2 separate regions of the Homo sapiens genome follow, and region 2 is linked to region 1. A link is an interaction called in ENCODE POLR2A ChIA-PET data of the cell type or tissue named here. Cell type or tissue: K562. All regions are shown on one strand. Each heading gives the region's core, and the rest is flanking DNA. Links, peaks and the distances in the headings are about the cores only.

Evidence for each region. Peaks named below come from ENCODE experiments on the same cell type or tissue, not always from the same donor. Only the 100,000 strongest peaks of a DNase experiment are listed, where the experiment ranks them.
Region 2: POLR2A ChIA-PET joins it to region 1 with 5 read pairs; 2 of 35 experiments call an interaction of 5 or more read pairs at or near these places.

What each region holds. Positions count from the first base shown.
Region 1 is chr7:107,077,946-107,080,861 of GRCh38, forward strand. All of the region lies in intron 2 of PRKAR2B (protein kinase cAMP-dependent type II regulatory subunit beta), which reads left to right. It overlaps PRKAR2B-AS1 (PRKAR2B antisense RNA 1), which reads right to left and starts at 1,664. Exons shown (of 4, transcript XR_007060469.1): 1 at 1,521-1,664. In K562, for the core only: a CTCF peak has its summit at 425; DNase peaks (open chromatin) are centred at 416, 686, 957, 1,696 and 1 weaker place.
Region 2 is chr7:106,422,053-106,424,968 of GRCh38, forward strand. No RefSeq gene overlaps it. Among named protein-coding and RNA genes, the nearest start is that of NAMPT-AS1, 140 kb to the left of the region's middle. RefSeq lists an enhancer at 2,703-2,916. In K562, for the core only: no CTCF peak of the experiment used is centred there; a DNase peak (open chromatin) is centred at 1,229.

The DNA of each region.
Region 1 (2,916 bases), core at 257-2,756:
GTTCCCAGCACTTTGGGAGGCCAAGGCAGGTGGATCACCTGAGGTCAGGAGTTCAAGACCAGCCTGGCCAACATGACAAAACCCTGTCTCTGCTAAAAATATAAAAATTAGCTGGGCGTTGTGGCGTGTGCCTGTAGTCTCAGCTACTTGGGAGGCCGAGGCGGAGGAATCACTTGAACCAGGGACGCAAAGTTGCGGTGAGCCAAGATTGCACCACTGTACACTCCAAGCCTGGATGACAGAGTGATACTCCATCAAAAAAAAAAAAAAAAGAAAAAAGAAAAGAAAAGAAATGGCTTCAGGACTGCAGAGCTTGACATGAAGAGTTAGTCAGAAGGATGACACCCAGGGTGAGGCTGAAATCAAGGGTCAGAAAGAGAATTTGACTGAGGCAACAGGATGAAACGAGAGGTGTCAGTCTTGAGCAAGGGAGGTGGGAAGACAGGATGGAAGGTGGGACTGGGACCTAAGGAGGTTCTCTGAGATGCCAGGGCACAGGCCTGGGGGCTTTTGTCCAGGCTTGTTCCTTGGGTGGGATGGAAGCCATTTAGGGGGCCTCCAAGTCACTTCATGCACCTGTTATCTCTCAGTGCCCACACTAGTATTATAATAAAATGGGTTCTTCCCTGTGATTCATTATGAATAATCCAAGTGAACAGAGCAAGTACTGCTCCTGGCTCATTTCCAGCCACTTGCCCCTCCTGCTCTACACTCTAGCAGCGCTTGTTTACTGATACTTAAGCAACCTTGGGAATTGGAACCCAGTGGAATCTGTGGCATTGTTGAGTCTCTGGTTCTTTTTTGTTAGGCCCTGGAATGCTGATAAGCTACCTCAAGGCTAATGAGAAATTAGATTATCTCTTGAACTTAATTGCATTTTCCCAGAGTTCTCTTAGAGCCCCCCAGGGAAAGGAGAAAGGAAGATAGTGAAAGCAGCTGTTCAGGTTGGGGCATGGTGGGAAGGGAGGATCTTTCTGCGCCTATAGTGTCCTCAGACTCTTCACACTGGTGGTTTTGCCAGTCGATGTGGAAGGGCTTGGAAGATAACATGGGAATTATGTAACCCACCAAACCCCGTGTGCCTTAATTACAGGAACACTGCCACTGTTGGGGAAAGGGGTCGGGGAGTTAGATCTATAAGATAGTATAAAATAGGTATGAGTAGATAGAATAGACATTTAGATGTAGTGCAACCATTCTTTAATTACAAGCGGAGTTTAGGTCACTACTTCACCAGCTCTGTGTGAAGGATCAGTTTTTCGTTTTTGTTTTCCCAGTGCACTGCAGACCAGCACTTTTGAGAAATATAAATTTGCCACAGCAATATCAAATTGCTATAATTGTATCTAAACACTGTTTTACTCTCTGTACTTATCTTATTGCAGATTGCCATGGCTTAGGTGATACAACCGTGGTGTGTGCTACATGAGATAAGAAACTTCTCACAAAAAGCTTTTATAAAGGAAGATTGCACATTTATCTAAAAGAAGCGATTATTAAAAAAAAAAAAACAAACATACCTTATTTTGCTAACTTGGCATTTTGTCAGGACAGCCTGCATGAATGAATGGTGCCCTTGAGTTGTCGAATGGTGGCGTGTGGCAGCCCTGCTTCAGGCCCGTGGCGTGCCTGCGTTCTGCCTCCATGTATGCCTGCTCATATTCAGAGCATGCCATGGGCTCTCTTATCTAGGCCTTGCTATAGCTCACCACATTCCCTGCCATCAGCTTCCTTCCTCTCTCCCTCCCTCCCTTCCTTCCTTCCGATACCGTTACTGTTACACATCGTTTGATGTTGTAGTTGCTTGTTCACATGTCTTTTTCCCTATGCTTAACAGTGAGGTTCATAATTAATGGACTGAGAAACAAGGACACTCTGGATGAGGTCAAAGAAAAAATAGAATGTGAAGTAAAGAAATGAGAATGCAAGGAGGATGGGAAGATTTCTCCAGGCATGTGTGTAGAGCGGTGTGAGATTCCTGAGTAGTGTGTGCTGGGGTAAGGACCAGTGTGAATATAGTTACAGGGTGAGCCTGCTAAAGGGCAGGCTGAGTGACATTTTATTGGAATTAAGGAAGCCAAAATAAGTTGAGGATGGGCTCTCAAATGGGTTTTCAACTTGGACATTGACTGCCTACGATGGTGGCACATTGGAGTGAAATGAAAACTGTGAGCCAGGTACCAGTCAGGAAGGGGCATCTGTATGCCGTGGCTCTCGGAGGAGCACAGAGGTTTCAGTGGGAGCACCATGGAGTGGTCCAGATGCCAGTGTGGGGAGCCACAGCGTGCCCTCACTATCTTTCAGATCCCACTGTGTGCAGGAAGTGGTACCGTCTAAGAGAAGGAGTGTTCTTGGAGAAGAATCAAGTTTCAACCAAGGCAGAGAAAAGTCAGTAATGTTTTATAAAAGAATGTGAGGGTGTGGGGAATGTGTTGGGAAGGAGGGTAGTAATGGACAGAAGGAAGCCACAGAGCAGCAATTCATTTGAGGAAATATTTGCAAGCAATTACCATTGCCAGGGACTACACTAGGCACAGCAGTGAACACATTATGCCCTTGAAGTACTTGCAGTCTAGGGAAGCTTAAGGCATGGGGAGATGAAATTAGGGAAAAGATGGTGGTCTGGAGGGTCTTACATCTTGTGGATGACCAAGGGTGACAGAGCAAAGAGGACATAGTTGGATTGATAGTTTTTAGATTATAATTTATTCACTGTAAATACTTGTTTAACTAAACTTTCCTTAAGGCTAACTCTGTTAGCTTCCTAATGAGAGCGCTGTAACCGTCTGATACTTATCTTAGGTACAGAAGGCAATATGATGTAGAAGTAAGAGGCTGGATTTGGAGCTGTTTTTAAATTTAACAGTCAAATATTCAATGAGGGCCTACAATGTGTTGGGCACTGGGCTGGACCCA
Region 2 (2,916 bases), core at 183-2,682, 660 kb before region 1:
GAATCAGGCACATATGTGGTACTTAACAAATGTTTTTTCTTCTCTATTCCCTCGTAGGCCTCTTCCCAGTAGTCTCGCAAAGGCATAAGCCAATTTCTTCCCTCAAATCGGTGCTACTGTCTTGCCTACAATGCTCTGTTTTGTCTTCTTCCCCTCACTATTCTCTGCTTTGTTACCTCAGGAAACTTCTAGTGCTTTCTCTAATACTCTGAGGGTATTACAAATTCTTGGAAATGTTTAATTACAGCAGTTTTGAATTTCTAAGGAGCCAAAGGAGACCACAGGTCAGCTGGCATTTTCCCAGTACTGTCCCCACTGGAGGAGGTTAGCACTTTATTTGTGCCTGTGGGTGGGTGTGAATGTGGGCATGGGTAGGTGTTGGGGGGGGTGGCTCTCTCACACAGGCATGGGCTGTGATGTGCTGTGTCCACTCTGGATGTCTGAATTCTGGCTGCAGTTGTCAATAGAATCCATCTAGTGCCAGTCCCTCTCTCAGTACAGTCGGATGGAACCCTTTTACTTTGGACTTACAAAACAACTAAAGGGATGAAGCAGAAAGAACTACTGTTCTGTGAAACTTGCCCCGATTCATCATCAGGCTGTGTGCTCCCTGTTCAGAGACCATGTCCTCTTCTTCTTCTTCTTGTCCTCCAATCACCTTTAGCCATCAGATGCCCAATATTCATCAACCTCATCTAACCTGTTTCCTTGCTGTATCATCCTGGGCAATTTACTCAATGTATTAGCCCGTTTTTGTACTGCTATAAAGAAATGCCTGAGACTGGGTAATTTATAAAGGAAAGAGGTTTAATTGACTCATAGTTCTGCACGGCTAGAGAGGCCTCAGGAAACTTGCAATCATGGAGGAAAGGGAAGCAGTCACCTTCTTTACAAGGTGGCAGGAGAGAGAATGAAAGCACAGGAAAAACTGCCACTTTTAAAAGCATCAGATCTCGTGAGCACTCCTTCACTATCACGAGAACAGCATGGGGAAAACTGCCCCCATGATCCATTGAGTCTTCAGTGGAAGTGGGGACAGATGGTGTTGGGGTTAAGAGTCCTACATTTGGGTGAGCATCAGAATTTCCTGGTGCTTGTAAGAAAGTTAGGTAAGTTACTATTCCAGACCTATGTTCAGGAAAGGGCCTATGCAGTTGGGATTTGAGAATCGGAGCCTGTATTCCGACACCAGCCCTGCACCTAAGTATGGTCTTGGACAACTCTCTGACTTGTGGTTTCTTCACTTGTGGAGTGGAGATAACGGTACGGGCCCTCCCATCTCCCTGCATCATTGTGAGGGTAAAATGAGAAGGACAGGTGCAGGTGCTGATCATGAGTACAGGACACTTCCAGCTCCCTCAGCTATCGGTGTAATCCCCAGCTTGACATGTAGGCAGCTGCATTTTGGGGTCATTTGTGGCCTTGGGGACACAGAACTAATAATCAGGATTTTCCAACAATGTATTCAAATAAAGTCTGATGACTTCCGGCAGCTCTCTAACCATGAAGAATTATAGAACTTTCCTGGTACAGTAATACATTTAGAAAACAAAATAGAATCGCCATCTAAATAACTGAATTTCATTTTTTTTTTCAGGTCTTGATTAGGCATAGAGTTTGTCTTCTTAGGAATTAAGCCCAGAAGAGATAACAGTTCCAAACCACGCAAAAACATTTGTTTGACTAGGCTTTCTAGTAAAACACCACTCATCTTTCCTTCCTTCCTTCCTTCCTTCCAGTCTTTATTTCTTGACTGTGGTTCATCTTCTTTTTAAAAAAATTATCTCTTTTATATTGAGGCTTTCTATAAAGCTTCTACAAGTGCTTTTTGGAAGTAAGTTGGATTTAAGGCACGTGTAAAAGCCTGTGTCTCTCAAATTCCTCTGCCTAGAGTGAAACAGAATCTTAGTGAGAGATACAAAACAGCATTCTCTGGATTTACCCAAATCCATTCTGCAGCTGCTCCAACCACACACATCCTCACATCAAACTCATCCCCTAAAGTCTGGGATTCTCCAGGGATTATCTTACAGATACTGAGCATGACTGCCCACTGCTATGTGTGGCACCTGCTACCTTCTTCCTCACCTGCCTCTGCTTACGGGACTGGGGTCTCCATTGCTGCTGACAACCAAGGCAGCCTTAGAGAGCAGCACGTCTATGCTGGAGCACAGTGGAGGTGCCCACCACCACCACCCATGACACAGCTGCATCTGCACAGGGTCAAGGACACTGACATCAGCCTGGCTTTTGGGGCTGGCTGGTGCTGCTCTTGCCCCCTGCTTCCTGTAACCTAGGGATGCTTTTGTGATGAACTATTTTTGTTTACACTTGTTTTTTATTCCAATACCCTCATCTCAGGACCCAGGCGCAGGACTTCCCAGGACTTCTGGCCCTGGGCGCTGGGCCAGAAGACATCAGAGTGACAGGCACTGTGCTGTTCCTCAAACCCCACCAGGACCACCCCAGTCTCCATTCTAGTCCTGGTCCAGTGCAACTGAACCTAGTAGGTGCTTCTATTTCCCCCTCCTGTGAAGAGAGTCTTTCCTAGGAGACTCCATCACTCAGGTATGCAGACCCACAGGTAGGTTGAGCCACACATCATCCTGGCATTCACAGACTTACATCTAAATCCTAATCAGGGAGAGGAAGAGGACACAGCTATCTTAAGCTCAGGTTCCAGGTACAAAGTAATGAATGGGTAATTGGATAAATTACTGAATAAAAGAGGGAGAGAGAAATGGAATGAAAAGAAAAAGGGAAGGAAGGTAGATAAGTAAAAAGAAGAAAATAAAAGATTCTGGAAAGTAGTTCCTAACCCAAGTTCCAATCTCTCTCTCTCTCTCTCTTTCTCAATCATGATGGGATGGGGAGGGCAGAGGAATATGTTAGGACAGACTCCTCCACTTCCGTTCA